Regions from separate parts of the Homo sapiens genome. Here all the other regions are linked to region 1. The links are chromatin loops, found by intact Hi-C in ENCODE. Cell type or tissue: endothelial cell of umbilical vein. All regions are shown on one strand.

Region 1 (8,000 bases):
CCTCAGTGAGGAGAGGATCAGCAGCGGTCACCCACCATGAAACCATTTAACGGGGGCCTTTTCTTCCAGGCCCATTGTGGACCTCATTGGTGCCATGGAGACCCAGTCTGAGCCCTCTGAGTTAGAACTGGACGATGTCGTTATCACCAACCCCCACATTGAGGCCATTCTGGAGAATGAAGACTGGATCGAAGATGCCTCGTAAGGCCATGGGAACTGTTTGCTTCCGGGCTTCTGGCAAATGATGCCCTTTGCTGGTGTCCTTTGCCAGAGCACTTAGCTGGCATTCAAGAACAGTCACTCTGTTACTTGCTGCTCTTTCCTGTGCCTTTAGTGTGGGGGAAAATCAGAATATGACTTGAAAGTGTTTGTCCTTTCCTTCTCTCCCCACATTTTGTAGACCTGAACACTGCGGCCTATAGTTGTGTGGCAAAGGTTGTTATAAAGTCACCCTGGTGTGCTTTGGTTATCCTTGAGTGCCCATAAATTTGGCTCAGGCTTCAGAGATGCAGCCCTTTTCTTTAGGATCTCAGGGGTCTCTCCATCCAACAGGAGCCCCTACATTTTGAGAAGCGGCTGCTACTTCATTGCCTTATCCATTTAGCCATCCATTCCCTGGTCCCATGTTTGTGGGGCATTATGTGGAGGGTACTGGGTCAGGTGCTGCAGATATTGAAACGGTTGAAAAGACAGTTATAGTCAGTATCACAGAAACTGTAAGAGATCCTTGTGTACAGTGCAGTAGGCACATGGAGAAGGCAGTGTCTAGGTTTGCCTGGGTTGGGGAGGTTGAGCTGGATCTCATGGAAGATATCACAGAGGAGGTGCCTTTTGACTTGGGTCTTGAAAGATGAGGAGGAGTTCCCCAGTCTGAGCAAAGGGGAAGGACACATTGGGCAGAGGGAACAGTCTACCAGAAGCTTGAGAGTTATATTAAAGCATGACTCGCTAGGCACACAGTGGAGCTTGCTGGAAGAGTGGATTGGGTGCAGGGAGGGGAAGGGAAGGGAGGTGCTCCCTCCTTTAACTCATGGGCTGGTTCATGTTGACACTGAGGCATTCCCACTCTCAGTGGTTGGTATTGGGCTGTGCCCACCGGTCAGGGCAAGTTGAGAAGCAAGGGTGGGAGCTGGAGGGTGGTGGGCCCCTCCAGATGAGCACTGATGACTTCTTCTTGTTTCCCCAGGGGTCTCATGTCCCACTGCATTGCCATCTTGAAGGTAACCCTCTCTTATTTCTCTGTGGGATAAAGGGTAGTCGAAAAGCACCACTGTGCGTGGATGGAGTAGAACGGGACCTTAGAAAGGGCACTGACCTCTCGCAAGAGGCCTTTCCTTAACTTGACACTTGGAATTTTTGTGGTTTACTTCCCCCCCTGCCTGGACTGGCTGTTCACAGAATCTCAAGGCTGTTTCAAAGGCTTTATTTCATCTGGTCGTCTTAATTCAATGACCTGTGGGAAAGACAGCCTAGGTACACAGCCACCATTTCACTCCTCTTGGAGAAAGCTGTGTATTCCTGAGACCGTGTAGCTGCCAAGAGAAATGGGGTTTCCCTGCTTCCCCCTGCACACTCATTTTCACTAACAGAGAGTTCAGGCCTGTATGGTGAGTTTCTTTCTGTATTTGGATTTCTACTGTGACTAGAAAGTCATCACTAGCCTTCTTTGGCTGTGACCGTAGTCAGCCAAATGGGACAATCAGTGTTAAAAAACCAAAGCAGGCATACTTCAATCTGAAGGCAGAGGATTTTTTCTTTGAAAGCCTGGAATCTTTGAAAAATTGCATCCAATTTGCATTTTGGGTAATTTTATGGTTTTAGCATTTGTTTTCAATTCTTGCCTGTTAATATCCTACCTAATAGAATAATAACTATACTGAAATATTTGGCCAGTTGCAAATATCAGGGTTTTTTTTTTTACATCAGTAACCTGGGTAATCACACATTTATCTCTTTGACTAGTAATTATTCAAGATTTCAAAAGAGACAACTTTGTCTTTTCTTTAGTGTCATTCAGTAGAAGACACTATTAATAAAACATTCTTTACCCCACCTCTTCTTTGGCTGTCTCTCTCAGGGGATGGATAAATGCCTAGTAGGAAGTTATTATCTCAGAGTCCAGGCTTAGTTAATTCTGAGAGGCTCTTTGGATATACAAATATGGCTATAGATATAAATATGGTTATTGATAGAGCTAGGTAGGCATAATGGCTAGAAGATAATACTATACTACATTTCCCTTCTCCTGGCCAAGATGTGTCCTGGGCCTGGGTTTTGTCTCCTGTCCTCATCTATTAGGAGGATAAATGGCACCTGTGGTGTGAGATGAATCAGCTGGAGGGAGTCATATTGAATTGGAATCTGTGTCTACCCGGCGAACCTCTGATCAAAGGAGAGGGCTTCTAAGTCTCCTCTTGGGATCTTAAGACTCTTTTGCTAGGTCACCTGCCCTTGAGTCTCTGTGGTGGGAGCTGGGAGAGGGGTCTGGGCTAACTCCCAGGTGGACCTTTGGGCTTCTTTCTGCCCTCTACTGTCCAGCTCCAAGTATAGGTCAGGTAGGGGTGCTTCCTTGCCATGGATAGAGGCGCACCCATGTTGGTTGGTTCTAGCATGGGGTGGCCTGGAAAGGGGAAGCAAGCTCTGGGGTGGCCAGCTCTGTGGGTGGGACCACGAAGAAGGCTGTAGTCAGTCTTGCCTTTTCCCTGCTTTTCCTAAGGTCCTTTCATCATCAGCTTGATAAACATGCTAATATATTACCTGAGACAATTGTTGAAATAAGTGCTGTTATTGGAGCATGTGCTTAAAGGGAACAATTGCCCTTTGTTCAGCCCCATTCCTGAGGGTGCCTTGTTGGAGATATTTATTCTTGTGGAAGACTAAACCATGAGATGAAGGAATAGAAAAAGAAAGTAGGTTTTTCCCCTAAGTGAGAAGGTGAAATTGGAGCACATGATTTTTCTTAAGACAGATTATTTCAGCTTAGGCTTCCCAGAGCCCACACCCTGCCCTTGATCTGCGGCTCCCACCCCAGGTCCTCTCCCAGCCATGCCCTTGGCTTTTGCCACTTCCCACCCGTTTCCTCTCATCTCTGTACTTTTCACATCTGGCCATTAGGTTGGGGGCCAGCTGCGATGGAACTCACGGCAGGGCTGATTTGTCTCGTGGGGGTGGCGAGGCCCTGAGTGGAGCCAGGTCAGCCCTCATCTCTCTCCTCCCTGCCGCATTAGATTTGTCACACTCTGACAGAGAAGCTTGTTGCCATGACAATGGGCTCTGGGGCCAAGATGAAGACTTCAGCCAGTGTCAGCGACATCATTGTGGTGGCCAAGCGGATCAGCCCCAGGTGAGCAATTGGCGGCTTCGAGGTCCCCACACTCCCTGAGGGAAGAGAGGGGCTGGAAGCTGGGGTAGCCGCAGAGCTGGGCTCTTCTATAAAATGGTGCACAGGCAACTTCAGCTATTTGTTTCCCACACATTTACAGAGTGACCAGGAGGGTTTAGATACCGAGACTTCTCAGCTAAGGTGGGCTTCCACCATCCCCACCTGCAGCATGACCCATCTGAGAGGGCTTTGGGGAAGCGCCAGCAGGTGCCTAGTCCTGACCCTGTCCTAGACCCTGCCCTGCAGAGCCCGTGGCCGCCCCTCTTACCCAGCCACATACCAGCTCCCCTTGACACGCCTTCCTCCCAGGCCAACATGTCACACAGATGCCCACACCCCTGTCTCTGCCTGAATCTGTGTTGGAGACTAGCTTGGGGGACCCACTCTGGCTGTGCCCACTGCTCCATCCCTGGCCCAGGCCAGCAGCCTCCAGCACTGGGTGGGAGCTGAAGCCATATGGCATTCAACCTCCCAGATTCCAGGCTAACTGCGAAATCCCGTGTGGGAGGCAACCAGCAGGATTGCAGTCAACAGCTACACCCCCTCATTTGGGCTTGATATCGTGAGGAAAAATAAAGCCCTTTTCTTAGAGCCAAGGGCTGTACTAAGTTTGTGCTGCCACCTGGTGGCTGGTATGCCGACGTGCCTGAGCAGAGGGTCGGGGCCAGGATGTTTTCCACGTCAGCCACCTGGCCCCTCCGCCCACCCGGGAGGGCACCTCTGTATGCCTGCTGAAACAATGGCACTGCTGTGAGTTCCAGGGGCCCACACGTTCCTTGTTGCCATGGCCCCAGGTAAATCACGAGGAACCAGCCCTTTCTCTGCCTCAAGATTAACCAAATAAAAACGACCAGTTTCCTGAGTTGCCACGTGAGTTCCTCTGAGGGAATACACGACCTGGTCAGCTTGAACTCAGTCCAGGCAGTTCAGTGAGTTGAGAGAGTGGGAGGGAGATAATCCAGGGAGGGACTCAGCTGAGAACAGTTCCCTGCCTTCTCTGGAATTGCCTCCAGTGGGCTGTAGCCACATGGTCAGCCCCTGGCTTTATAAGAACCCACATCCCAGGCTCTGGGTGGGCACTGGGCATTCCTTCCCCATTATTTTATTTATTTATTTATTTTTGAGATGGAATCTTGCTCTGTCACCCAGGCTGGAGTGCGGTGGTGCGATCTTGGCTCACTACAACCCCCACCTACCGGGTTCAAGCGATTCTCCTGCCTCAGCCCCCTGAGTAGCTGTGATTACAGGTGCCTGCTACCATGTCTGGCTAATTTTTGTATTTTTAGTAGAGATGGGGTTTCACCATGTTGGCCAGGCTGATCTCAAACTCCTGACCTCAGGTGATCCTCCTGCCTCAGCCTCCCACAGTGCTGGGATTATAGGTGTGAGCCACCACACCCGGCCTCCTTCCCCATTAGTTTTAAAGATTCTGCACTATGGTATTCACTAGACCCTTTGTCATGCTTTTTGTGCCTTCTAAGAGCCACTTAGAGGCCAGGCAGATTCCTGTGATACAGGTTACAAGGCAGCACTTTCAGGAGGTTGAGGTTTCTGTGTGAGCCTGGGTGAGTAGGATCAGCACGGGTCCTAAGATGAGGGTGTGGCATTGTCCAGAGAGTGGACCTGTTCTGGTGCTCACAGGCCCATCCTAAAGAGTACCTTGGACTACTTCTAGAATGCTCCGTGCCATAATTCAGCCAGGGTCCTGCTTTGTCCTTTTGCCCTCACACTTCTTTCTCCTTCTGGCCATGTTTTGTCCCCATTGTTTTTCCTGCTCCATTTATCCCACACAGTGTGTTGATGGCCTGTGAGTCTCGAGGAGGTGGCTTCAGCTCCAGGGCACTAGAGAAAGGAGCTGGCTGAGATAGGCGCGGAGGGTGACTGTGTCTCTGCATGTCCTCACCGGCTCCACAGCCGTGAATAAGAGTGTTTGAGGCCATCTTTTTTTCAAGTGCTTTTAGAAATCAAACAATACATCTTTATTTTTTCTTCCTATCGAGTGTTCATGAGCAAAGATTTGGAGCAAAACCTTGTGCCACGCAAATCAGAATGAATTGTAGTTCTGAACTTGATTTAAAAAAATTAACCACAGGGTAGAAGAAATCCAGTAGAGCAGTGTGAAGCCAAATGAAACTCATGGCCTTCTTTTTCGGTGTCTTACATACCTTTAGCTTTGTATTTTTTTTTCCTGAATACAAGAGTAATTAATGCTTATAAAAATGTGAAATACTGCAGACATACATGACCTGGAAAGTCTACTCCCTCCCAATTGTAGGAAAAAACCACTATTAAGTGGTGAGTGTTCCTCCAGATCCTTCCCAACCCCACATTTCAGAGCTTTTGTTTATCTATTTTTATGCAAATGACAGATTGAGCTTTACATATTATTTGGCAATTTGCCTTTTTAATATAGTAGTAATCTTGAACATCATTCCATATGTATGACTGTATTTTAAAAAACCATTGGAACTGAAACAAAACTAGAAAACAAAGTAGTCTCTGCAAAGACTGAACCTGAAGTCTTTGTGCCTAAGTGTCTGTCTGAGAATGCAGAAGCAATTGGAGAAAGAACCATTAAAGACCAGGTCTGGAATACCAAAAAAGAAGAACTGGAATAAAGATAGAAAGGAAGGAAGGGGCCAGGCGTGTGGCTCACGTGCCTGTAATCCCAGCACTATGGAAGGCTGAGGTGGGTGGATCACCTGAGGTCAGGAGTTCAAGGCTAGCCTGGCCAACATGGTGAAACCCCGTCTCTACTAAAAATACAAAAATTAGCTGGGCATGGTGGCGCGTGCCTGTAATCCCAGCTACTTGGGAAGCTGAGGCAGGAGAATCACTTGAGCCTGGGAGGTGGATGTTGCAGTGAGCTGAGATAGCACCACTGCACTCCAGCCTGGGTGACAGAGCGAGACTCTGTCTCAGGAAAAAAAAAAAAAGGAGAAAAGGAGATCAGGAAAGTGAAGTACTGAACACCTTTTGCCTCCGGTCAGGGTGGATGATGTTGTGAAGTCGATGTACCCTCCGTTGGACCCCAAACTCCTGGACGCACGGTGAGACCAGGGGTGGGTGCATGTTCGGTTTTTCATGCAGAGGTCCACAACCGTTTTATCAGATCTGTGAGGCTGGCTGACTGGCTTGTGTAGGGAGGGTGGCTTTGCAGCCTCCTTAGGCTGCCCGGGCCATGCGTGCCATTTACTTCAGTGAGCGGCGCCTGACTGGGTGATAGAGGCCAGTCCTCTCCTGAAACCCAGGAGAAGAAAGAGGCAGTCTTAGATTTTAAATTGTTATGATTAGACTTCCGGCCATGTTACATCCTAACTGTGCCTTCCCTTCTACCTTTTCCCCTTTCCCCCTCTGATTTTTGTACCCCAGAAGCAGACATGCCTTAGCTGTGAGTGCCACCCAGTTGGGCGGTGGGGCAGTGGTTCCCAGAGCAGTGAGAATGGAGGTGACAGGTCAGCCACAGCTGTGCTCACCTGCCACCAGACATGCGCATACACAGAGTGTACTTAGCCCTATGAAATTGTTATGTTCCTATACCAGATGCAACCCATTTAAGAAATATAGATTCTTTCGTGCCTTGGATTTATATGACTGTGTCATACACATGTAACAGTTGCCAGATCGGCAGTGGGTCACAGCGCTTCAGCTTTGGTTTCTCTGCCCCACTCCTACTGCTGCCGAGCTTTGTCCGTGGGTTAATAATCTGTAATGTATTCTCAAATGCATCATGGTACTAACCATATAAAAGGTATTCTACAGTGAATCTTTCAGCACTGAAAAATCTACTCCTCACTTTGGTTTTCAGTTACATTTTTTTTTTTGAGTTGGATAAACCAGCCCTGGGCCTTACCAATTTGTAATCAATAAGGAATGTTTAAGTGAGGGTGTGTCTGTCCTATGTTTCAGTGGGCAGCGGTTGGGGAATATGCTCATCTGATTGACTATATCTGAACTGTTTCACAAAGCGCTCTTTGGGGAGATGTTAATAGGTGTGCTGCAGAAAATGGCTTCCACAGTCTTAAATAAGCTTGTGAGAGACAGCCTGTTATATTCTCCTTGGAGCTTTACCAGGTACATCTCAGAAGGCTCTGAGGCAGGCTTCAGTTAACCATGTTTAACCCAGCCATCTCCAAATTTATTTGAGCATGGAGCCAACTTTAAATTGCATACCTACCAACATCCTAGGGAAGGGTGTGCAGTTTGGGGAATACTAGTCAAAAAGTCTATCTATTTGGGCTTTTGTGCAAAGTCCCTCATTTCCTAGGAAACCTGACCCTATTTTCTTTTTTTCCCTAGGACGACTGCCCTGCTCCTGTCTGTCAGTCACCTGGTGCTGGTGACAAGGAATGCCTGCCATCTGACGGGAGGCCTGGACTGGATTGACCAGTCTCTGTCGGCTGCTGAGGAGCATTTGGAAGTCCTTCGAGAAGCAGCCCTAGCTTCTGAGCCAGATAAAGGCCTCCCAGGCCCTGAAGGCTTCCTGCAGGAGCAGTCTGCAATTTAGTGCCTACAGGCCAGCAGCTAGCCATGAAGGCCCCTGCCGCCATCCCTGGATGGCTCAGCTTAGCCTTCTACTTTTTCCTATAGAGTTAGTTGTTCTCCACGGCTGGAGAGT
Region 2 (8,000 bases), 150 kb before region 1:
CCCTCAGCTCTGAAAGCTTATTTTTGGCCCCCACGCCTCAGTAGGTCCCTCAACACTAGTTCCCAAGCACCAGTCTGATTTTGAGTTGATTCTTCCTTTTCACACCTCAATATTTCATTTTCGTTGGTTTCATTTTGCTATTTAAAATAATTTTGTTACATTTTATCCAGACTTTTATGTGTTTGAGATGGAAACATTTTCCATGTCAGCTCAATCTAACAAATTGGCCAGAAGTCATCCAAGTGTAATATGTATTCATAAATGAACCAAGATTAGAGGATGATCAGAAATGATATAAATAATTTGGTATTTAACGTTCATCACTTTTCTCTCTCCTATAGAATTGCTCAGGCTTCTACCTTTAAAAAAATATTTAATCAATTGTTTGGATTCTTGAGTATCAAACAAATTAAACACATTGTGACTTTGGAAATACAGGGGATCCCCTCCAATTACCTGATATCACAATACAAGTGTCTTTTGATCGCCTCTTCATAGCCTTGTAAGCAGCATCCGCAATAGCAAAAAGGTGAGGCGGTCTCTCATACAGCTCACGGCCTTTATACTGCTCAATTGTGTCTCTTCCATAGATGTTCAACAACTTGTAAGGGTTCACAGAAACGACGACTTCTCCAATGAACGTATAGATGCGCCCTTTTTCAAATCTGTACAGAAGCAAAAGAAAAGGAAGACGTAGCTGTGGTTACAGAGAAATGATGTATCTGTCCTGTGAGTCTCTTATTTCCAAGGAAGTCCAAATATCCTAGGAATGATTTCTGAACTGACGTTTCATTGGCTCTGAGTTAACTTGTAGAGAATGTTTGAGGCTGTGCCCCTTCAGATGCCATTGGTAGAAAAGACCAGTAGGGGTTAAAAGCCAGGCAAGAAGGAAGAATTTAACTTGTTGGAGGCTGGGATTTCCTGTTTCCAAAATACAGAAGGGTAAGAAGATGAAAAAGCTAAAAAGAGTTGAAGACAATCTCAGAGCTCTAGGAGGAAAAGAAATAGAAGTTAAAGTAGATCTTGAAATCCACTTAGTCAGATTTTCAATTTTAAAGAGGACTGTCATATACATTTATTTTTTTCTCCCTCTTGAACCTCACTAAAATGTTAGTAAATTAATATAAACAGTAAAATCCATAACAGAGAGAATGGTGGAGGAGACACTTCTGCTCTAAATCAAACTTATTTTTTTATGACTGCCTAAAGTTCCATGGTGTCGATATATCATTATATATTCAACGATTCCTGTTCCTTCCTGCTTTCTATGAACAATACTGCAGAAAACACTCTTGATACATAATCTTACAGATTGGTGCTTTTACTTCTGTGGTATAGATTCTCAGGAATGGGACAGCTGGTTGAAAGGCATGTGTATTTTTAAAGTATATATAATATGATTCTACCTTTTCCCCATAAAATAGGGTTAAAAATCTAATCATACGTATTTGTATCTGTACACAGATATATTTTATAAATGAGTACATAAGTGTGAAAAAATATAGACAAATACATGTTATATTTTATGCATCATTTTATACACACAGTAGGGTTATGTGGAAGGAGAGAAATAAAGAGGAAGGCCACATGGGCAGGTGAGAAGAGGCCACAGGACAAAAAAAAAAAAAAAAATACAAAGCTTGAGTAGGTATGCTATGACTGCAATTGTGCAACTTTATGTGTCTATTTAAGAAAATTTTTAAATATAAAATTCAGAAAACCCATATATGTCCACTGTTTTTACACAGTAATCCACACATAGAAACATATGTGGCCCAGAGCTTAGATGTTTCCACATAACAAGTGGTTACCACCAACATGCTCTACCAGCTGAGAGATACTGGTAGACATCTCTCTCACGTCCAAGAACTGAACAAAGGGTGTGCCCTGACAGGCAAAATGCTGGTTCACAGACAGCATGTCTCTAAGCACGCTTGCTTCATGGCTGGTGGAGCAGGAGAAATAACTAAGCATTTGGGACCAAAAAGCAAGAACCTTAAATTTCCTTTAAGCTGGAATGAAGGCTGTTGGCTATAATTAGGAATGGAAACAAACAGATGTTGATAATTTCAACAATAAATTCAAACCAAGATTTTTATCAAGTATTTAGAGTATTTTAACAGTTATTAACTACTTCAAGGTTTTCAGTGCATTTTTCTACTATGGGTTTTCTATGTATCCTCTCAGTTGTTAGGAAGTTTACATGGCAGCTAAAAGCACTGATTTCGAGTCCTTTACATCTGGGTTTGAATGCTCACATTGCAAACTCAATAGCAGTGATACCTTGTGAAAGCTACTTAACCTCCATGTGTTTCAGCTTATTCATCTGTAAAATGGTCATAATTATACCCCTCTACCCTCGGACATTGAATAAGTACTTTTTAAAAAAGATCATTAATAGTATGCTTCTGATTATGTTATGCATAAGGGAGATTTTTAAATAACATTTTTGTTTTATAAACATTGCTACTGAAATCACAACAATCCTTACACATGAGGAATGAATGAATTCAATTATCATAATCCAATTCTCTGGCCAGACGCAGTGGCTCTTGCCTATAATCCCAGCACTCTGGGAGGCCAAGGCAGGTGGATTACTTGAGACCAGGAGTTTGAGACCAGCCTGGGCAACATAGTGAAACTCCATCTCTACCAAAAATACAAAATTAGCTCGGCGTGGTGGTGCACACTTATAATCCTAGCTACTTGGGAGGCTGAGGCGGGAGGATCGGTTGAACCTGGGAGGCGGAGGTTGCAGTGAGGCAAGATCGCACCACTGCACTGCAGCCTGGGCAGCAGAGTGAGACTCCATCTTAAAAAAAAAAAAATCCAATTCCCTGACTCAGCTGTCAGTCAACTACAAGTCACAAGCAAAATATCTATATAACAACTGTTCAAAGACTCGCGAAAATAAGCTAAGATTCACTACGCAAGTTTTTCTGGCTTAACCTGCAAATTTGCAGTACATGCTCAAGTATCTCCAAGGAAAAGAATCAAAAGGGCACGATTGTTTAGTTTTGAATAAGCACTGTCCAAACAAAAAAAAAAAATGAAGAAAAGCAGCAGAAGAATGTCTCATGAGCCGGGAACTCTGCAACTAAGAGTCACAGCAAATTATGTATGAGATTAGACTATTTTAAGATTCCATGTTGGTCCAATGATGTACCTTCTTTTTCACTGGATAATTTTTAGAGCCACTAATAGACCATTATGCTCTAAAATAATATTTTATTACAAATAAAATATTTTCTATTAACCTATAGGCACCATGTATAAAATAATTAAATGGCTTGGCACAGTGGCACATGCTTGCAGACCCAGCTATTTGAGATGCTGAGGCAGAAGGATCACTTGAGCCCAGGAGTTTGGGTCCAGCCTGGACAACACAGCAAGATCTCATGTCTTAAGAAAATAATTGAATGCATAACTATTAACTCAAAGATAGTGGCAAATATTAACAGAATATGATATTAAATACAATGCTTCAGCAATTCACAAAACGTTAGAAGCTCATTTTACTTGAAATTCTAAGTTTGGTTATCAAATACAAAACTTTCAATTTGGTTGGGTCTTAAAAATCACCACTAGGTGGTGCCAATATACACCTTAACAGCAACTCAAATTTCAGTTTGCATTGGAAAGCCATAGGGTAGTAAGTAAGCACTAAAGTAATATAGTCGCTTACTCTGTTTGCCTCCAGGAAGAACTACTAATTATCCTAGATGACAAATAGGATGTTATCATCTCTTACAAGAGACCAAGGAAGGTGTTCCTATGACTTCTGTGTGCAAACCTTTCATGACAAACTTTTATAATTATTCAGTATCTACTTTGTGCCAGATACCGGGTCAAACCCTGGGAATTAAAAAAGGAGTGGAGAACAGGAAAGCATTGTACATAAATAACAACAATATAGTATGATAGGTAAGGTAATAAAAGCATGTACTGTAGTGACAAAGATTATCCCAATAAACCACCTTCAGTGAGGAACACTAAGAGTAAGAGCATACAGGGTCTGGCCTCCGGGTTTCTGTTGACTTCCATCTACCAACAACACTTCCACCCACCAAAACCTCCCCTACCACTTCTCTCTGTCTCTGTTGCTCTTGTTCTCATTAATGAGCTAATTACAGTTCCCAAGAGCGCCATGTCTTCATGGTTTTGCCCATGGAGTTCATTCTGCCTCACACCTTTTCCTGGTTCCTTCTTCCCCATGTGCTTGCCAGATTCCCTCTCCTTCTCCAAAAGTCTAAGCACTAGGTCCTCTATGGAGTCACTCTTAATACTCTACCTCCAACGTCAGTTTTATGGTCTTTGCTCTGTTACCTTTTTTTTTTCCTTTTTAGAACTTCCTAAATGGTTAACATAAATTAATAGCAATTGATTTTTTAAACTAGTAAGTTTAAAAATATTTATTAAAAGGGACATATATTTTCACTGGCTTTTAAGTGAAACAAAGAGGTTCTAAAAAGTTCTGAATTAGTGAGTAGTAATGGATAAAATATAAAGGTATAATAATGACATTGGCAAACAATAGTTCACTGTAAAGGAATTCTGAAACCTTTTTTTTAAAGTAGCCTTGTTAATTTGCATGTGTCACTTATATATAGGACAATCTATAGTAGGAAGTCAAGATGAGAGGGGCTCCTTCAGATCAGTCACAGGCAGACTACATGCACAACCCCACAGAAAAGGAAGATACTGTGGGGAGGGGTGGGGTATGGAGAACCGGAAGGTGGTTGGCCCAGTCAGAGTAGAAGGCTGTGTTAAGGAATGCTGGGGAACAGTTGGAAATGTACATGGGGGTCAGATTTGATATGATATGAAAACCAGGCTTAGGGAGTTTACATTTGAGGGAGTTTACATTTGATGTGACTGGAAACAAGGAATCAGTGAAGACTTTTCTAGTTAAAGACATCAATAAGGTGCTCAGTGGGGGGAATGGTAGGAGAAATGAGGAAAGGAAAATTGGAGTTGTTTCACGGGGAAACTGGACAGAATCTTAAAACCTACTGAACATAAGGGACAAAAATATATTTGAGTTAGGCAGAAGAGAAAAAGGAATTTATTTCAGATGACCATATCTCAAATGTACTCCTGAAGCGTCTAAGTTAGATTCACCCACTAACAGAATTCAGTGTTATCCTTGGTTGACTTCTTGAAATATATGGAACCAATTATAATCAGGAAGAAAATTCTCTGTGAATGGTCTACTAGGTATGGTATTAACAAAACCTTATTCGTAAGTATTATTCATTTACTTGAGGAGGAACGTACACTTTCTGAATAGGTGTTGCTTAATCACACTGATTTGGCCTGTCTTCCTTCCTTTTTGAATTTAAATGGAATCTTAAGTTACCATGAACGTTCCTATTTCTCAGGAGAGGTGTCCATCTACCCATGCCATTTTTTTTGGCCTTTCACTATCTCCTTAGACAACTCCAATTTAGGTTCCACTCCTGCACTTCAATAAACCTTGACCAAACTTCCCAAACTGCTAAATTCACTGGTTGGTTTTCTATGCTCATCTTACTTAATTTCTCAGTATTTGACACTGACTCCCATTTCCTCAACACACTCTTCTATTGGCTTCTTTGAGCCACGTTCTCTTCATTTTCCTTCTGCTTCTCTGGTTTTCCTTCTCAGTCTCCTTTGCTGACTCCTCTTTTTCTGCTGATCTCTAAATATTCCAGTTCTCTAGGGTTGAGTCTAGTATCACTTCAAATACCATTCAAGGGTCTTCCATTTAAGGAGGATAAAGTAATGATATCTTGGCCCCCTTTCTACCCTCAGAAAATCAACAAGAATAACAAAAACAGAAAAAGACATCGCCTACAATGAAACAAAAAACTAGCCACAACTCTGAACCACAATCTAGGAAGAAAGATTGTGAAAAGCTATGAAAACTAGACCTAGTTGAGGCAGGTTGCTAAGACTGAATATATGCCTCTCCAAATCTCCGGCACTGGAGTAGAGTTCTCCAGAAGTAGGTTGCAGTTCCTGAGTAGCCAAACCAAAAGTCTTGCTAAGAATGTCAGGGTCTCAGTATGCAGGTGGCTTTGGAACAAAATAAGTCCCATTTGACACTTCTAAGTATATGTAAGGTGAGGTTAAATGAAGAAGTAACTAGAAATTCCTTTTTTTAAAAAAAAACAGGCTGTCATAGTGGTGAGGCAAAAGAGAAAAAGTGCAGTGGCTCTGCAGCAGATGATCTTGATAAATGAAAAGAGGCAATGCTAAATCACCTCCCAGAAGTCTCAGACATACATAGGGAACTTGCTTTCTAGTTAGGCAATCTTCTTGCCATTTCAGGGCAGACAGTTGGTGAGACAGGGAATGAGCAGCAGACCACCAAACTCAGTGCATTTTATCTTTCAACCCAGAATGAACCATACCTACTCAAAGATGACAATCATTAGGCCGGGCGCACTGGCTCACGCCTGGAACCCTAGCATTTTGGGAGGCTGAGGTGAGTGGATCACCTGAGGTCAGGAGTTTGAGACCAGCCTGGCCAACATGGCGAAACGCCGGCTCTACTAAAAATACAAAAATTAGCTGGGAGTGGTGGCGCATACCTGTAATCCCAACTACTTGGGAGGCTGAGGCAGGAGAATCTCTTGAACCCAGGGGGCAGAGGTTGCAGTGAGCTGAGATCGCGCCACTTCACTCCAGCCTGGGTGAAAGAGCAAAACTCCGTCAAAAAAGAAAAAAGACGGTCAGTTGAAGTGAACCAGAATGGGGCACATGATAAGATGTCAGAAGAAAAGAAAAAAAAAGTAGGTAGTGGGTAAAACATCTGACAGGCAAAAGGCAGACCAAGAATACCCCACTCCCCCAAAGAAAACCACAAAGTAGAAAAATTATGAAAGAACATTCTGTATGAAAGCAAAGAATACAAAAAAAAATGTAGCTCTCTAAAATAAGATATCAAAGAAGGCATCATTTAAAAGGAGAAATTGTGTTTAAAATCATTTTTTCAAGAGATAAAAAGCTAGAAGAGCTCAAGAAAAAAACCAGAAGAGAGAAAAAAAATCCACAGTAATAAAGGTCATATTAAAAGACATAAAGAGAATGGACACTGCTGAAAATAGAAGGAGACAGGAAGAAAAGGTGGAGAAAAGTAAGCAAAATAATTTTTTGTATTATCTCATTTATATGTAAAATCTTAAATTTTTTTTACCTCAATAGTTTTTGTGGAACAGGTGGGTTTTGTTTACATGGGTAAGTTCTTTAGGGGTGATTTCCAAGATTTTGGTACACTTGTCACCCAAGCAGCAGTGTACACCGTACCAGGTATGTACTCTTTTTTTTTTTTTTGAGACGGAGTCTCACTTTGTCGCCCAGGCTGGAGTGCAGTGGCATGATCTTGGCTCACTGCAACCTCCACCTCCTGGGTTCAAGCGATTCTCCTGCCTCAACCTCCCAAGTAGCTGGGACTACAGGCGCCCACCACCACGCCTGGCTAATTTTTATATTTTTAGTAGAGACAGGGTTTCACTATGTTGGCCAGGATGGTCTCAATATCTTGACCTCGTGATCTGCCAGCCTCAGCCTCCCAAAGTGCTGGAATTACAGGCGTGAGCCACGGTGCCAGGCCTGGTATGTGGTCTTTTATTCCTCGCCCACCTCCCTCCCTTTCCCCTCAAGTTCCCGAAGTCCATTATATCATTCTTGTGCCTTTGCATCCTCATAGCTTAGCTCCCACTTACAAATGAGAACATATGATATTTGGCTTTCCATTCCTGAGTTACTTCACTTAGAATAATGGCCTCCAGCTCCATTCAAGTTGTTACAAAAGACATTATTTTGTTCCTTTTTATGGCCGAGTAGTATTCCATGGTGTATCTATACCACATTTTCTTTATCCACTCATTGGTTCATGGGCATTTAGGTTGGTTTCATATTTTTGCAATTGCAAATTGTACTGCTATAAACGTGTGTGTGTGTGTGTGTCTGTTTCACTTAATGACCTCTTTTCCTTTGGGTAGATACCCAGTAGT
Region 3 (8,000 bases), 260 kb before region 1:
ATGTAATACTTAAAATTTGAAGAGCTGGGCATGGAGGCTAATGCCTGTATTCCCAGCTACTTGAGAGGCTGAGGTGGGAAGATTGCTTGAGGCCAAGAGTTACTAGCCTAGGTGATATAGTGATATAGCAAAACTGGATAATTGTTTCCAGTTTCCAGATAATCTTTTGCATATAGGCCCAATGACACATTAGATGCTCATCGATAGTTCTTAATTGTTTTGGGGTAACTGGATTTCCATCCAAGTATCAGTTTTGTGTCAATGTATTAAATTGAAAATATTTTTGTATCTTTACAAAATACTGGTGTTTGGATTATTTTCCCTTCCAGTTTTTCTTGATGTATAATATATTACTGCAATGATTAGAATGGGAAACATCTATGATATTCTAGGAAGAACCAAATATGCCTATGAGATAACTGGGAAACAACTATGACTAATTCCTTAAAAGTAAGATCTGATCAAATGCCACAACAATGTCAACTTCCATGTATGAAGCTTGAATTCCTGAACTCCAAAGTGAGGCTGTTTCAACGTTCTGACGAACAGCTCCTTGACTGGCACTGTGTGGGGGTGGAGTGGAAACGGCCCTACTTTGGAGGAAGAGGCAAGCATTTCCCACCAAGTACTGGGAAATCAGGCAATTCAAACTCTATAGGCTTTGGGTTCTTCACCTGTACACTGAGGATGCAACATTAGATGATTCATAAGAGCATATACCAGCATTCTATCATAACAGCTACTGATAATGAGTAAACATTTTAAAATGTTATTGCAAAGTTTTTTTCTGTTCCAAAGTAGACATGGAACTGATAAACACTATATTTGATTTTCATCTGATGACTGGTATTACCCCAAGAGAAGGGAGAGAACACATCGTTTTACTGGTATGTGCCATGCCTTGTCCTAGACACTTGACATACATTAAGAATAGGTTTTTTTTTTAAAGTACTTATTCTTGACATTTGTTTGTACTGTGCTGCTGTATGTTTCTTACTAATAATTCACCATAAAAAGCAGAAAATATATTTGACACAAGCTTCTTTAAGTCATATATAATATTTTCTTGCTGGCAAATGCTTGGTTTTGGGAAACAGTCATTTTTCAGCCCTATGAAGTCTGCTTCTACAGAGAAACGTAATCCATGTTTCCAGTTTTTGCTAGTAGCCTGGCTCTTGTTGTAGGCATTAACCAGTGCTCTTCAATGCAGCCCTGCATCCCAAAATACATCAGTTTCCAGTGCTCACTATAACAGAGATACTGGGCGAAGATGCTTCCTCAAAGGGGATTTTAGAATGTTGCAGGGAAGGGAATAATCTGGAAAAGGCTCCCATTTACTTAGGGTAAACATCAAACATACTTCTTTTTCATTTTCCTGTCTTAGACTGTAATTGATAGAAGGGGGAATGACAGGATAAGACAATGTATATTTATTAAGGACATACTTTTTCAACAGTACAAGTTTACATAATGCAAGTTGAACATAACACAATTAACTATGAAGACTGTTACTGGTCATAACTCAATTACAAGAAGAAAAAATATATTGCTAAGGGAATACAACTGTGTTATTTGGGTGCATGGTTTATCATAACAGTGGGTATCAGAAATGATCACAGTAATGAGTAGCTCATGTTGGAATAATGTGACACAGAAATAAATGTCACTGTTATAGAGAAAAACCTAGATAAAGTAGAATGCTGGATATACTCCTGTGATGTTGAAGTTTTATATGGTCTTCATAATTAATTAATCATGTTACATTCAACTTGTACATATAACTGTAACTATCTATCACTGATAAAGTATCATACCTACCAGAAACATAATCTTGTGCTTGTATTACCTCATCTATTTCTTCCTAAATGTTTTATAACACAGTATTTGAAAATTGAGGTTTCTTAATTGAGTTATATAATAACAATCAAGTCAGAACACATTTTAAATAAATGTCAACAGGAATATGATTAATTTTTCAATCAACATCTATTACTGTTGAATCTATTATTTTAAAAATAAATTTATATCTTCTTAGTAATTTGTAATTCTTTTGGTGAACTGTGTATTTCTATCTTTTATCCATTTTCTTTGGGTTTCTATTTTATTAATTTGTATGAATTCTTCATAAATTAAGTGAACCATCCTTTTGTCACTGGTGTTTTGTTTTCAGTATGTTGATGATCTCTTGATACTGTTTATGGTATACTGCCATACAGAGGTTGTTTTTAAAAAAGTTTTATGTAGTCAAATGTACTCATTTTTCTTTTATGCCTGTGTACATTTTTATACAAAACTATACAGAATCATACAATGCCTTGCAATGTGTTTTACTTGATATATCAGAAATATTTTCCCATGTGATCAAATATCCTCCTATGATGTGATTCTAAGCATCCTTGCAGTACTCAAATATGAAATTCAGTTAACCAATCCCCTATTGTGAGATATTTCTGATGTTTTCTCTTTTTTTTGGAGTGATATATGCAGTAACATTTTAGTAGTATCCTTGTACATAAATTCAAGCACATGAATGATTCATGGCAAAGTTCTCAAAACAGAATTGCTGTTGTAATCCCTTTGTATTTTCGGCTGCCACACATTAAAGCCCTCATTTCCAAAATCTACCATATAAATAGTTTAAAAGAATTAAATAAATTGATGGGATAATGTAGCTCCGATTAAACTGCTTTAATTAGGGTTATTCAACTTTTAAAAATTCATTAGCTATTTAGATTTTTTCTTTTGTGAATTGTTTCTCTATTTTTTTTTTTTTTTGTCCATAACATGTTCATTACTTTACATAATGATCTGTAAGGGCTTTTTGTATATGAAAATAAACTTTTTATTACATTTACAAAGATTTCTTAGCATTTTGCCTTTTATCATTTCCTGGCCATGGTTACTGGTTCAGGTCAATGAAACAGGAGGAATTTTGCTAGGTGTTTCAGAGAAAAACGTTCTCTCCTGTCTGAGAGAATGTCCAAGGGACTTCTAGAGGCGACTCTCCCTGAACCTAGAACCTGTGGCGGCTGAAATTGTTAGCCGCCACCTCACAACCACAAGGGGGAGCCAGACTTAGAAGGAAGACGACCCAAGAGACGGCTGAATAGAGGTTTCATGTTCTGTGAAATAAATCTGTTACTCTCTATGCCAGTTTGAATTGCATTTTCTGTATTTGCAACTAAACATATTGTGATACAATGATGTTTTATGAAAAATAGAATTTTTTTTTTTTTTGAGACGGAGTCTTGCTCTGTCGCCCAGACTGGAGTGCAGTGGCGCTATCTTGGCTCACTGCAAGCTCCACCTCCCAGGTTCACGCCATTCTCCTGCCTCAGCCTCCTGAGTGGCTGGGACTACAGGCGCCCACCACCATGCCCGGCTAATTTTTTGTATTTTTAGTAGAGATGGGGTTTCACTGTGTTAGCCAGGATGGTCTTGATCTCCTGACTTCGTGATCTGCCCGCTTCGGCCTCCCAAAGTGCTAGGATTACAGGTGTGAGCCACCGTGCCCGGCCAGAAGTTTTAAATTTTTACGCAGGAATATCTAGCAAACTTTGCCTTTGTGAATTCTTTTACTGCTGCTATAGTTAGAAAGGCCTTCCCTACTTTAAAATCAATTACATGCCCATACAATTAATTTATGTTTTTGTTAAAACATTAGGGGAATTGAATCATAATGAGCAGAGAGCCTTTATTTTATAATCACTCCATGAATGGCAGCAGATTCTGCCTATTCCAGTAGATTATCCATAATTAAAAATGTGTGAAATGCCCACTAAAGCTCTGGATTCTTTGAAATACAAACAAGTTTTTGGCTACAGATGATGAAGATGGCAGGAGAAATGTTCCATGTGAGTGGTGTGAATCTAGGTCAGCACCTGGTCAGGCAATAAGAAGGGTTAATATTTGAAATCTTTATATATCTCCTCTGAAACAGAGGTGTAAAAAGTCACTGGGAAGTCATCAGGGGATATATAGATAGATAAATATATATATATATATATATATATATATATATATATATATATGCACACAGACATATAAATACATTACTTGATTGCAAAAGGCATAAAGTATGATGAAAAGGGCATACGGTATAGTTTTTAATATATGTCATAATAAATGAGTGGTTTCATTCGAAGTCAGAAATGCATGTCTTGATTTCAGAAAACAAATCAAGACTGCTTTTCAAACGAACACAAGCATTAGGCTGCCTAAACAGTTATTTCTGTATGTGAACCATGGAAATATTTTAGGATCATCAAAATCTGCCCTTCTTTTTTGTCTTTTTTAATTCATCTCAACTGGCTTATGATCAATATTTCATGGAACTCCTCTATAGCCGCCCTCCAGGTGTCCTTCCAGAAAACCAAAACCTAAACTCCAGCATAGACATAAACCCTGCTGCACTGAACCTTGAAGAAATGGATGTGTAATAGCATCAAAAAGTGACAGAAGATGGACACTATGGTGAAACTGCTTAAAAGGTCTTTCAAATGCTCAAGCTCTTTCTCACAGCCTCCTTATTTATGTATTTCCTGGCTTGAATTCTCCCTCTTTGAACTTTTCCTAGGGTTAAATCCTTCATATCTATAGGTCCCAGCTTAATAGCACCTCCTCAGAGAGGTCTTCCCTGACCATCCTCTCAAAAATATATTTCTTTTTTTTTTTCTTTTATTATACTTTACGTTTTAGGGTACATGTGCACATTGTGCAGGTTAGTTACATATGCATACATGTGCCATGCTGGTGCGCTGCACCCACTAACTCGTCATCTAGCATTAGGTATATCTCCCGATGCTATCCCTCCCCCCTCCCCCCACTCCACCACAGTCCCCAGAGTGTGATATTCCCCTTCCTGTGTCCATGTGATCTCATTGTTCAATTCCCACCTATGAGTGAGAATATGCGGTGTTTGGTTTTTTGTTCTTGCGATAGTTTACTGAGAATGATGATTTCCAATTTCATCCATGTCCCTACAAAGGGCATGAACTCATCATTTTTTATGGCTGCATAGTATTCCATGGTGTATATATGCCACATTTTCTTAATCCAGTCTATCATTGTTGGACATTTGGGTTGGTTCCAAGTCTTTGCTATTGTGAATAATGCCGCAATAAACATACGTGTGCATGTGTCTTTATAGCAGCATGATTTATAGTCATTTGGGTATATACCCAGTAATGGGATGGCTGGGTCAAATGGTATTTCTAGTTCTAGATCCCTGAGGAATTGCCACACTGACTTCCACAATGGTTGAACTACTTTACAGTCCCACCAACAGTGTAAAAGTGTTCCTATTTCTCCACATCCTCTCCAGCACCTGTTGTTTCCTGACTTTTTAATGATTGCCATTCTAACTGGTGTGAGATGGCATCTCATTGTGGTTTTGATTTGCATTTCTCTGATGGCCAGTGATGATGAGCATTTTTTCATGTGTTTTTTGGCTGCATAAATGTCTTCTTTTGAGAAGTGTCTGTTCATGTCCTTCGCCCACTTTTTGATGGGGTTGTTTGTGTTTTTCTTGTAAATTTGTTTGAGTTCAATGTAGATTCTGGATATTAGCCCTTTGTCAGATGAGTAGGTTGCGAAAATTTTCTCCCATTTTGTAGGTTGCCTGTTCACTCTGATGGTAGTTTCTTTTGCTGTGCAGAAGCTCTTTAGTTTAATTAGATCCCATTTGTCAATTTTGTCTTTTGTTGCCATTGCTTTTGGTGTTTTGTACATGAAGTCCTTGCCCACGCCTATGTCCTGAATGGTAATGCCTAGGTTTTCTTCTAGGGTTTTTATGGTTTTAGGTCTAACGTTTAAATCTTTAATCCATCTTGAACTGATTTTTGTATAAGGTGTAAGGAAGGGATCCAGTTTCAGCTTCCTACATATGGCTAGCCAGTTTTCCCAGCACCATTTATTAAATAGGGAATCCTTTCCCCATTGCTTGTTTTTCTCAGGTTTGTCAAAGATCAGATAGTTGTAGGTATGTGGCGTTATTTCTGAGGGCTCTATTCTGTTCCATTGATCTATATCTCTGTTTTGGTACCAGTACCATGCTGTTTTGGTTACTGTAGCCTTGTAGTAGAGTTTGAAGTCAGGTAGTGTGATTCCTCCAGCTTTGTTCTTTTGGCTTAGGATTGACTTGGCAGTGCGGGGTCTTTTTTGGTTCCATATGAACTTTAAAGTAGTTTTTTCCAATTCTGTGAAGAAAGTCGTTGGTAGCTTGATGGGGATGGCATTGAATCTGTAAATGACCTTGGGCAGTATGGCCATTTTCACGATATTGATTCTTCCTACCCATGAACATGGAATGTTCTTCCATTTGTTTGTATCCTCTTTTATTTCCTTGAGCAGTGGTTTGTAGTTCTCCTGGAAGAGGTCCTTCACATCCCTTGTAAGTTGGATTCCTAGGTATTTTATTCTCTTTGAAGCAATTGTGAATGGGAGTTCACTCATGATTTGGCTCTCTGTTTGTCTGTTGTTGGTGTATAAGAATGCTTGTGATTTTTGTACATTGATTTTGTATCCTGAGACTTTGCTGAAGTTGCTTATCAGCTTAAGGAGATTTTGGGCTGAGACGATGGGGTTTTCTAGATAAACAATCATGTCGTCTGCAAACAGGGACAATTTGACTTCCTCTTTTCCTAATTGAATACCCTTTATTTCCTTCTCCTGCCTGATTGCCCTGGCCAGAACTTCCAACACTATGTTGAATAGGAGCGGTGAGAGAGGGCATCCCTGTCTTGTGCCAGTTTTCAAAGGGAATGCTTCCAGTTTTTGCCCATTCAGTATGATATTGGCTGTGGGTTTGTCATAGATAGCTCTTATTATTTTGAAATACGTCCCATCAATACCTAATTTATTGAGAGTTTTTAGCATGAAGGGTTGTTGAATTTTGTCAAAGGCTTTTTCTGCATCTATTGAGATAATCATGTGGTTTTTGTCTTTGGCTCTGTTTATATGCTGGATTACATTTATTGATTTGCGTATATTGAACCAGCCTTGCATCCCAGGGATGAAGCCCACTTGATCATGGTGGATAAACTTTTTGATGTGCTGCTGGATTCGGTTTGCCAGTATTTTATTGAGGATTTTTGCATCAATGTTCATCAAGGATATTGGTCTAAAATTCTCTTTTTTGGTTGTGTCTCTGGTATCAGAATGATACTGGCCTCATAAAATGAGTTAGGGAGGATTCCCTCTTTTTCTATTGATTGGAATCATTTCAGAAGGAATGGTACCAGTTCCTCCTTGTACCTCTGGTAGAATTCGGCTGTGAATCCATCTGGTCCTGGACTCTTTTTGGTTGGTAAACTATTGATTATTGCCACAATTTCAGATCCTGTTACTGGTCTATTCAGAGATTCAACTTCTTCCTGGTTTAGTCTTGGGAGAGTGTATGTGTCGAGGAATTTATCCATTTCTTCTAGATTTTCTAGTTTATTTGTGTAGAGGTGTTTGTAGTATTCTCTGATGGTAGTTTGCATTTCTGTGGGATTGGTGGTGATATCCCCTTTATCATTTTTTATTGTGTCTATTTGATTCTTCTCTCTTTTTTTCTTTATTAGTCTTGCTAGTGGTCTATCAATTTTGTTGCTCTTTTCAAAAAACCAGCTCCTGGATTCATTGATTTTTCGAAGGGTTTTTTATGTCTCTATTTCCTTCAGTTCTGCTCTGATTTTAGTTATTTCTTGCCTTCTGCTAGCTTTTGAATGTGCTTGCTCTTGCTTTTCTAGTTCTTTTAATTGTGATGTTAGGGTGTCAATTTTGGATCTTTCCTGCTTTCTCTTGTGGGCATTTAGTGCTATAAATTTCCCTCTACACACTGCTTTGAATGCATCCCAGAGATTCTGGTATGTTGTGTCTTTGTTCTCGTTGGTTTCAAAGAACATCTTTATTTCTGCCTTCATTTCGTTATGTACCCAGTAGTCATTCAGGAGCAGGTTGTTCAGTTTCCATGTAGTTGAGCGGCTTTGAGTGGGATTCTTAATCCTGAGTTCTAG

What was found. Peaks named below come from ENCODE experiments on the same cell type or tissue, not always from the same donor. Only the 100,000 strongest peaks of a DNase experiment are listed, where the experiment ranks them.
Region 2: a loop joins it to region 1, with 15 times the contacts of the local background. A loop is called at or near these places in 31 of 110 quality-filtered maps.
Region 3: a loop joins it to region 1, with 2.9 times the contacts of the local background. A loop is called at or near these places in 2 of 110 quality-filtered maps.

What each region holds. Positions count from the first base shown.
Region 1 is chr17:32,933,105-32,941,104 of GRCh38, forward strand. It overlaps TMEM98 (transmembrane protein 98), which reads left to right. Exons shown (of 8, transcript NM_015544.3): 4 at 70-201; 5 at 1,187-1,220; 6 at 3,228-3,343; 7 at 6,373-6,432; 8 at 7,682-8,000. The coding sequence ends at 7,889. Among named protein-coding and RNA genes, the nearest start is that of TMEM98, 9.0 kb to the left of the region's middle. RefSeq lists enhancers at 2,676-3,326, 3,327-3,976, 3,887-4,181 and a silencer at 3,282-3,469. In endothelial cell of umbilical vein, a CTCF peak has its summit at 4,009 (motif pointing left); a DNase peak (open chromatin) is centred at 4,187; H3K27ac peaks cover 821 bases.
Region 2 is chr17:32,780,120-32,788,119 of GRCh38, forward strand. It overlaps MYO1D (myosin ID), which reads right to left. Exons shown (of 22, transcript NM_015194.3): 2 at 457-665. Among named protein-coding and RNA genes, the nearest start is that of MYO1D-DT, 93 kb to the right of the region's middle. In endothelial cell of umbilical vein, a CTCF peak has its summit at 3,592 (motif pointing right); a DNase peak (open chromatin) is centred at 3,632.
Region 3 is chr17:32,673,592-32,681,591 of GRCh38, forward strand. The region is part of intron 16 of MYO1D (myosin ID); the gene reads right to left. Among named protein-coding and RNA genes, the nearest start is that of CDK5R1, 190 kb to the left of the region's middle. In endothelial cell of umbilical vein, a CTCF peak has its summit at 3,056 (motif pointing right); no DNase peak of the experiment used is centred here.